2 separate regions of the Homo sapiens genome follow, and region 1 is linked to region 2. Evidence: read pairs that join two places in POLR2A ChIA-PET (ENCODE). Cell type or tissue: CD4-positive, alpha-beta T cell. All regions are shown on one strand.

Region 1 (5,000 bases), 700 kb before region 2:
AAGACTTTCTACAGAATCCTTTTTAAAAACATTGAGCTCTTGTAATACATTGTAAATACTATACATCCTCAAAAATTTGATTTACATAAATTTCACTAAGACATCAATGGCATTCAGTGAGGTACCTCCAAAACTACTCTCTCAAATGGTTCCTGATGCTGTTATCTCATTGGTGTGGGTGGAGGGACTGGCGCCCTGTTCCTTAGCATACAGTCATATTCTTTAGGGGCCAAGAAATGTACTTAAGACCCCAGCATGGTACAGTGATTAAGCTCATGGACTCTAGAATCAAATTTCTGAGTCCAAGTCGGGTTCCACCACTGATTGATTGTATAGTTTGTTTGGGCAGTTAATTAACCTCTTGGGGCTTCAGTTTCCTCACTGGGAAAGTGAACACATTTATAGTGCCTATCCTGAAGAGTGAGGATTAAATAGATAATGTCCAAAGGGCTTGGAAGAGCATTGGGCACAAAGTAAGCACTGCAGTATTTAGCCCACAGGGTGCCTGGCACACTGTATCAACATTCAGAAGGACACTGGGGGAAGAGGAAGAGAACTTGAGCCAGAAATCAGACTGTAAGCTCCAAGAGAGCAGGCCATGTCTTGTGCTTCTTTGTACTCCCTCACTGCACCTGCATCAACATCTTGCGTGTAGTAGAAAACCTACACGTAGTTTGGGTTTGGCCAGTCATCTCGTTCTGGACACTCACAGGAGAAATTCCTGTCTGGCTCAGTTTCAGGAATAGCTATGCACCCTCTGAGCAATTTGTTTCCTGTCAAGTTGTAGACATTGTGAAACTGACCAGATTCACTTCTCCTTCTGTGGCTAATAGAAATCCCAGGGTGGTGGTTCTGTGGCCAGCAGAGGGACAGACAACAGGATTGCCCCTGCTAAGGGATGCAGGCAGAATCAAGCCCCTCGAGTTTCTCATAAAATAAAAACTCACAGACAGAAAACAAATAAGAATGGAAAAGATGTAGAAATGATTTTTTAATCCGAGGAGTGGTTAAATTAAAACCAAGGCTCCACTTGGCAAGCAAATGGGACTTTGTGATATGCAATTTGTAGCAGCTTACTCCTGGTTTGATTTTATAACTCGACATTCGCCACTTCCTTCTCACCCTCTTCTAGGCTATGCTATCCTACTAGATTTTATGTATCTCTGTGAACCACCTTAAATCCTTTTTGGAAGAATTCTGAGCACAAATAAATAGATTCATTAAATTAAATTGTGTTTGAGAAACCATGCTATCTCATGCAGATGGTGGAATTACACAGTCATTGCTGATATTTCTCAGGTGTCTGAGAGCAGGTACCTAGAAAGGAAGGCTTTTTGAGAGAACATATAAATGAAGACAGATGGTTGGCCCACCGGAGAGGACGGGAGGATCCTTAAGAGCATTTGGTCTTTAAATTTACTCTTCGCTGGGTTTAATATGAGCCAAATTTCAGAAAAAGAAATGTCAAGGTACAAATGATATTATTCTAATACTTCATCATTTCTCTAATAACCTTTGAGTTGATCAATAGCTTAAACAGGTGTTTCGTTTTACTGGCCTGTTTTATTTTTCCTGCAGTCTAATTTGCTCTGGGCTGTTTCTGCTATTCCCTGCCCTTTTCCAGAACTTGGCTCAGCAGGCATAATGAAAGGAAGGGAATAAGTCCATTCCACACTCACATTATTTATATTTATATATATTCATATGATTTCACATTCAGGTTTTCAGACCATTTGTCTAATGCTGATGGGTCTTTGAATTCCCAATGTTGGGAGAAATGTTTTTATCAGGAAAATAAATAACCAAAATAGAAATATGCATTTCTAGATTTGTAAGCCCTACCATTTATTTTATGTGAATCCTAAATGCAGAATGCAGGAAGTTGATTTCCTCCTCCCGGGCGGGCTAAACCCCAGTGGCAGAAAAAAATGGATATTGCATTTCTCTGGGGGACTATGTGAGGTTCACTCAGGGCTTTCAAACCCCACCAACCCTACAGGGGCCTCTGTTGCCTATGGGGCCCGAGTGCAGAAAGATGGACACTAGGCAGAGTTTTGGGGACAGGACTCTGATGAGCATCAGGCCTACAGGGACTGGCGACTGGTCCAGCTGAGCCCTGAGGCTGATGCCTACCACGAAGGACCTTCTTCAAACCCAGCTCAGTCCTGGTCTCCGGGAAGTTAAAGTCATCGTACACTATCTCAAGACACCACAATCATCAGTGGATTCCCAGAGAAGAACTGGTGTCATCTTCAAGAATTTCCTGCAAAGTCTAGAAAGTGAGTTAACCAGTAGTTCTGTGTTTCACCAGTCACATTCACCTGGAAAATGTAACAAATGCCCCACCCTGGACCTACTGAATGACATCGCGAAGAGTGGGGCCCAGGGCTCTGCATTTTTAAACCCTATCCTTGGTGATTTGGAGGTGCACTGAAACTTCAGAGCTATTGGCCGTAGGTGTGCTTGCCAATTGTGACTGAAATTCATTCTGAGCCCATGCAGAGAGTTTTCCTCCTGTCTGTGGCCCCAAATAGCGTGATGTCACTTGTCTTTTAGAAAGATGAGTCAGAAAAGGGATGAGAAATGATGGAGGCGGGGGAGAAGAGAAGCGGGTGGGAGAGCATATGAAACCAGGTCAGGAGCCCCCCATGATGGAGGCATAGCCACAGTGTGCCTTTGTGCCAATCTAACTTCCAGGGCATTCCAGAAGCCTGCCCCACTCCCACCTCCTCCCTCCAGGCTCCTGCAGCCTGCTCTTGCTGACTACCACGGCTGCCTCCTATCTCTCTGCACAGTTACACACGGGGCATGAATATTTAAAGACCTCTGCCTCGCCCAGCCACAAACAAGAAAGAACGCTGTGGTTTTGGTTTTCTTTTTGTGTTCCTCCTCTCCGCCACAAGCTCTTCTCTGCAGGAAACTGGGGAGCCACTTACAATATATTCTGATGTTATTTTTATTTTTATTTTTCTGAGCTCCAGTTCAAATAATTAAAGTTGCCACCGGGGAGGGAAGGCTTGCAGTGGCTTTCATGTGCTCACTTGCTGTCAGACCTGCTCGAATCCGCCTCGGCTTTGAGACACCCGCGGATGTGTCTGGCATTGCAGCCGCTGGTAATAAAGAGCACGGCAGAGTGGCGGCTGACACCACCCCAGCCCCCTGCCTTTCACACACCCCAGCAGCCTGAATGTCTCAACAAGCCCCGTGTGGTTTGAAATTCTATTTTATTTGAATAGCCTGCCTGTGACTAGAATAATTTAAACCACGTTCTCAGGCCTTCTGGGCCTGCAAGGAGAAAAAGTGGACTTTCCTCATTTTCTTTCCCCTCCAAGGCATGGAAGCAGTTTTTCTTGTGTGAGCTACAGAAGTGCAATTTGATCCAAAAATGAGATGGGATCCCCCCAATTTGTGGTGGTCAGTTCCTCAATGCTGGTTTTCCTACCTGGCCAGAGCTGCAGTTGCGTCTCCCCTCTTCTCACACATACATATGTACACGCAAACACACACACACATACACACATGCGTGCACACACCCTCTGGGATCTTGGGACACAGCCGAACCTTTCCACCCCTGACGTCACCTCTAGCAATAAAAGGAATCAGGTTGGATTAGCTGTGGGGAGCTGCTGTGATCTAGGCAGAAGGTGACCAGCGGGCCCCTTCCACGTCTACATGGGCCTGGAGAAAAGGGGACCCATCCTTTGTGTCATTAAAACCAGCAAATGTAGCCCAGAGGGATGTGAGAAGACGCCATGGCCCCTGGAGTTGACCTTGGCCATCCATCCCTGAAGCCCTTCTCAAAGGAAGGCACCCGAAGGCAGGGAATTTTTCTGTAAATTGCTCTCTGATTGATTTTGTAAGACTTTTCAGGGTGCTGGTGATCATCCCTGGAAACAGGCTTATCCTTCCCTCCAGCCTCTCAGTGTGACGCAGAAGCAGGGAAGCCGAGAGGCAGGCTGTGTTGATTGGGCTTATTGAAGCTTGCCCCCGACCTCGGCAGCAGGCAAATAGGACTCTGAAGATGGGAAAAAGAGAGGAACTTTTCTGACTGCTGTGTTTTTAAAGTTTATTAAACTCAGTGACAAAATCTTCTGTGGAAAGTCAAGAAAAGGAGGATAAGAGTAAGAAAACTTAGTATCAGATGGCATGAGACCGAGGAAAAACAAAAGCAGAAGGGGACCTTCCTTTATCAGCCCCCACCAAACTCTCGACAGGAGCCAAAGAAGATGAGCATAACTATTGAATTCAACTCGTTTTCCAGAGCAGATCCTATGCATCACGGGCTCCCCATCCAGATCATGAAATTCACCTCAAGACCCACAGCTAATAAACACAAGACCAAACCTAGATCTTATGATTCTGAGTTTCATGCTCTTCCTGTCACACTGCCCTGCTGGAGACAGATGGAACCTTCTCAACTTGGGGAGAGTTGATGAGAGCTTCAAAAGCATCAGAACTGGCATTACTGTCACCTAACTCAGAGCCCCACCACCTCATTTCTGCAGGCAGATAGAGAATCCCACCCCATTGTGTAAACAAAGAGTTCTCCCCTTCGTCTCTCCACAGGCTGGGAGTAGTCACTGGGTCTAACTCCTGAGCCACCAAGGGGACACTGCCACTCACCTACAGGACTCAAATGGAGTTTGTTCATTGGGTGGGCCTCATTCTCGGCCCCATGTGATCCAACTTACTTTAGCAAATCAGGAAGGAGAAGCCATTCCAGGAGGCCTCATGGGCTTGATTGCAAATAAAGTTGTTATTTCCTGGAGCCAGTTTACCTTCTGCATAGAACGGATGACCATCTAGGGAGAAGAATATTGCACACTTCCCCTCTCTGGGCTGACTGGTAGAAGAACAAGCAAGCCCCTATCAGAGCCCACCTGGGACCAGCCTCTCTGCCCATGCATGGCCAAGCAATGCTACACTTTGTGGTGTTTGTAAAACCCTTCTTGTAAATAGTTGGGGACCAGTACCAAGCTAGAGGGATTCCAGGGTAATGT
Region 2 (5,000 bases):
TGGCGGCAGGCCGCAGGATCTAGGTCTGCACTGCAGGGGAATTAGCAAGTCCTGCTTAAAGCTCCAGGGTATGTTTGCAGGGTCTCCCCACAACCTGATATTCGGCAAGGCCCTTAATTGAAGGAGATGATGATGTTTTCACTCACCAGAGGTTGGAACACTATTGGAAGCCTTCCACTCTGTACACAGGAAGTCACTGCCCCAGTTCTAAATCAACAGGAGAAAAGATTCAGTGCCCAACACTCATTGTGCAGGGAGATAAGCTTCAGCCCAAGAAGAACCAGCTAAGGGATTTTTGATGGAGGCTAGAAATGAGTCACCATACAGGATCATGTGAGGGAAAGAACTGTGAGTTATAGGTGGGCTAGGAGGGAAATTAAAGGGGGAGAAATGGGTGTGTCTAGCTACCCCTATGCACAACCCATAGTGCATGTCTCCACATGTGCACCCACACACCACCTTTCTTATCCCCATATATCTATGCTTTGAATGGAGCCAGTGGCTGCCCCAAAGCAGGGAAGAAAACCATGAAGTCCTACACAGGTGGGTCTCCCAAAGGAACACAGCATTTGGATGCCTAACATGAGATTACAGGTATGTGTGTTTTATAAAATTAAGCTAACTGACACTAATTATAATGGTAGAACCTAGACAATAATTAAAATATTTTTAGAATAATAACACAAAATATTTTAAAATTGTAAAGCTCCTGGTTTCTGCCTGTCTTTTCTGGATACCTGTATGTCTTTTTGCATATTTAACTTAACAGCCTTATTCCTTATATGTTTTTAAATTGATGTAAGCAACCCTGGATGCTTTTAGTCAATTTTCTTTGTCTCTAATACAGAACATATTTTCCAGGTGCTGGGGAAAGGAGTGGGATGGGAAGCAGAGGGCATAGAAATGATTAGTACCAGAAATCTGGGGGAAAATTGAGTATCTTCCCAAAGTCTCAAATATATGCATACTGAGTATGGAGTAGGGCTTGACCAGCAGATTGACTGTCCAGGAGTCTGACTGCCAGATGCTATGAAAACTCATCTCATCTGTTCAGTCAGATGATGAAGATAAGACTTGTTGAAATATTCCTATCATGAGAGAGCAAAAATGGAACTTCTTTTAAATATTATTTGCTTAATCCTATGGAATTTGGTTTTTTCCCAAGGGATTGCTCAATTCATCATTCTGATGGATTTCTTCTGTTTAAAGGTTTAATGAACTCAAGAGCATGCTTGTGTGCAGATGACAAATACTCACAGAAAATGCAACGTAAAAAGTTATTCAGCCATCAGCACATGAGATATATCTCAGATAGTTGGTGAACCAGAGATAAGCATATTCCATGTAGATTAACAGATCCTGGTTGGAATTGAAACGTGCTCATCCGTCACAAGGGAAGAACCATGCACCACACCCAAAATCAGTGCATCCAAATCCCCTGAAGATCTTAAGCTGCAGATTCTGATTCAGCAGGTTTGGGGTGGTGCCCAGGACTCTGCATTTCTAAAAAGCTCCCAGGTAAAGCCTCTTTGTGGCCACTTTATTAGTTTTGCTTTTATTATTTTTAATTGACATATTAAGTGTACATACTTATGAGGCATAGTGTGATATTTTGATACATCTCTACAATGTGCAGTGATCAAATCAGGGTAATTAGCCTATCCCTCACTTCAAATATTTACCATTTCTTTGTGTTGGGAACATTCAAAATCTGCTGTTCTAGCTATTTGAAAATATATGGTAAACTGTTAACTATAGTCACCCTACTGTGCTATAAAACACTAGAAATTCTCCTTCCTATATAGCTGTAATTTTCTGTTAATCAATTTCTGCTATCTCTACTCCCCAACCACCATCCACCCTTCCCAGCCTCTAATAACCACTATTTATACTCTACTTCTGTGAAGTCAACTTCTTAAGCTTCCGCATATGGTGAGAACATGTAGTATTTGTCTTTCTGTGCCTGACTTATTTCACTTAACGTAATGTCCTCTAGGCTCATTCACGTTACCTCAGATGACAGAATTTTGTTTCTGTGGTTACTTTGAGTAGAAAGCTGTTAAAACAAACACACGCCCTTCTAGCTCTGGGATTTTTAGCTCTTCCAGCAGCAAAAGCAAAGATGCATGAGACTGAAGAACCAAGAGGGCAGATCCAGACCCATTCGGCTCACCACTGTCTACCGAGCACTTAGTGCAGTGCCCACTCTACATAGGCATCCAATAGGTAAATGAATAAATGAAGAAATGCCTGATTCACAAGATGCAGCTGACATTTCAATTCTCAGGGAATTTGGTCACTGGTTCAATGAGGACAAGCCTCCACTGGGCTAACGTGAGCCTGAGAAAATTCAGAGAGGCTGGACACAGCATAACCCGCAGCCAGCAATCTGGTATTGCTTGCACCCCAGAGCTTAGCATCCAATAGTTCTTAATGATTTCATATGGGTTAGTTTCTTCAGCTGGCTTATAAAATGTCTTTCCCCAATCACTCCTGCTGATGGCCAACCCATTCTACACATAGCAGTCAGGGAGATCTTTGAAAGACGTGAACCAGATCATGTCACTCTCTCCTGAGACCGCCAATGCCTTCCCATCTTTCTCCACTTGAAATCCAGTGGTTTTACTCAGTAATTCAGGCTTTGTGTGATCTGGCTCCTTGGCACTCCTGATCTCATTTCCCCCACTCTCCACCTCATTCTCATGCCCCCAGCCACTCTGACCTTCTTTCTCTTCCCCAAATACACCCAACACAGTCCCACTTCTGAGCCTGTGTGGTCCATGGTCCTTCTGCCTGGGACTGTGTTCCTGGCTCCCTGTATAGCAAGTGTCTCCTCATTATGCATGTCTCAGTTTAAATCTCACCTCAGGAAGGCCTGGCCTGCATGGTGCACCTGAATTTGCCTCCCTTGCCCCAGCCCCATCACGCTCCTCAGAGCTGTCATCACTATCTGAAATGACCATGCCTAGCCATGTATATAAGACACCTTTCTCAGTAGATTGTAAGCTACGTGAGGGCCGGGATCCATCTGTCTGGTTAACATTTCTGTCTTCCTGGAATAGTGTCTGGCACATAGTATGTGCTCAATAATTGTGAAATTCTACTGGGCTCTCACTTCCCTTGGTCCGGACCATGTTCGATACTTCTCTGCATGCCTTCTAGCCCCTAACATGAGACTGGATATAATATAGGTGTGAAACTGAAACTGCGGGTCAAACCCCATCCTGGTGACCAACAGACCTGATCCGGACCAGGCCTGACTGCCAGTCATGGTATAGTCCGGGGTCCTCCAGGCCGTCTTTGCAGTGGCCGTCCTAGGCTCACAGACATGGTTAATCCAATGGAATTAACCATGGGCTCTGAATCCTCAGCACTAGAATGATTGACTTGAACCAAACAAGGCCTAGGGGCCCACAGGAACATGAACGTGCCTCCACTTCCTTTTGGGTCCCATCCCCAGAATTGTAGTTCCCTCCCACTCAGCCTCCACCTTCCAAGAAGTCAACGCCACATCACACCAGCTGCCTCTCCCTCTTGAGAGGCTGAGCTGCCTAAGCAGTAACCACGTCTGTGAGCCCAGGATTGCCAAGGTCAAAGAAAATCGATCCATAGACACTTCCTCTGCTTGGGGGCTGACGTCAGGTAAGCAACTTGAGAACATGTTAGGACAATCCTGGGGCTTCGTGGTCCGGGAGCCTTTTCTGTACATTCCAATCCCCAGTATGTAAGAAGTACATTTCTGCTTCAGTGAATACTCTGAAACCTGTACCACACCCGAGCCCCTGGCAGGTGGAAATGGTTTGTGTCTGAGAGAGGCAGATGTGAGTCAGGGGTTACCTCAATGGCTGGCTTGATGGGGTACGTGTAGTTACTATTCCGAGGGGTTCTCAGGAAGGGCTCATTCTAAGAGAAAAAAAAACACATGGAGAAGTTATCTGACAGCACTGAAGTTTGCTTGAGAAGGAGAAAAACTAACAATCCTGCCCTGTAGATTTATTTAACATGATTCTTCTGCACTTATATAGAAAGAACTGTATAAACATAATTTCATTCATTCCCCCGGAGGGTTTTACATAACAGCTTTGGCAAGGGATGGACAACAAAAGGCGTGCAGAGGGTTTCATACCCATTGTAGTCTGGGGTCTGTGCTTTTGTGTTCCTCCTAGCAACTGAACAGCTCCCTAATCCTCAGACCTATCTATTTTCTTGGCTTTGTAATTTCTCTAGCAAGGGATTCATGTTTCAGCATTTTTTTAATCTTCCAGAAAGTGTTATGATTATCAATATATTTGAGTATCTGTAATGTTTTTCTTTCTGCCTCCTTTGAACTGTATGTCTTTTCCTCTTTAGGTTGGGTTCCTGTATCTTAGTCATTTTTTTTTTCTTGTAAAACACCCTCCTCATTCCCTACTTACCTATCTGTTTTACAATCAGTTTTCACATAAGCCCAGTCAAGAATCCAAGTCCCCCCAGTTGCAGGTGAGGAGTTAGTTAAAGAAGGAAGAAGGAAGCAGACAAAGAAGAAATGGGGAGAAAGCTAATGAGAAAATGTATAAATGACAGCAAAGCAAGATCAAGTTGATAAGACTGAGATCAGGAAACAGCAACCGGGCCCAGGGCTGTGAGCACTCTCACAAAATGTGCTCAGTGGAGTAGTAAGCCCATGGTCTGAAAATGTGAGAATAAAATGGGAACAAGAAGAAAAAACCAGGCTGGCACAGTGGCCCATGCCTGTATTCCCAGCGTTTTGGGAGGCCAGGGTAGGAGGATTGCTTGGGGCCAAGAGTTTAATACCAGCTTGGGAAGCATAGCAAGACCCCATCTCTACGACAAATTAAAAAAATAAATTAGCTCAACATGGTGGCATGTGCCTGTAATCCTAGCTACTCAAGAGGCTGAAGCAGAAGGATTGCTTGAACCCAGGAGTTTGTGGTTACAGTGAGCTATAATTGTGCCAGTGCACTCCAGCCTGGGCAACAGAGTGAGACTCTGTTTCAATA

Evidence for each region. ChIA-PET counts read pairs that join two places held together with the same protein. Peaks named below come from ENCODE experiments on the same cell type or tissue, not always from the same donor. Only the 100,000 strongest peaks of a DNase experiment are listed, where the experiment ranks them.
Region 1: POLR2A ChIA-PET joins it to region 2 with 5 read pairs; 1 of 35 experiments calls an interaction of 5 or more read pairs at or near these places.

The regions. Positions count from the first base shown.
Region 1 is chr2:29,312,998-29,317,997 of GRCh38, reverse strand. The region is part of intron 8 of ALK (ALK receptor tyrosine kinase); the gene reads left to right. Among named protein-coding and RNA genes, the nearest start is that of CLIP4, 200 kb to the right of the region's middle. In CD4-positive, alpha-beta T cell, a CTCF peak has its summit at 3,041; DNase peaks (open chromatin) are centred at 797 and 3,057; H3K4me3 peaks cover 1,188 bases; H3K27me3 peaks cover 190 bases.
Region 2 is chr2:28,612,934-28,617,933 of GRCh38, reverse strand. PLB1 (phospholipase B1) reads right to left here. Exons shown (of 58, transcript NM_153021.5): 44 at 3,838-3,903; 45 at 147-207. Among named protein-coding and RNA genes, the nearest start is that of PLB1, 120 kb to the right of the region's middle. In CD4-positive, alpha-beta T cell, no CTCF peak of the experiment used is centred here; DNase peaks (open chromatin) are centred at 2,023, 3,683 and 4,593; H3K27ac peaks cover 3,211 bases.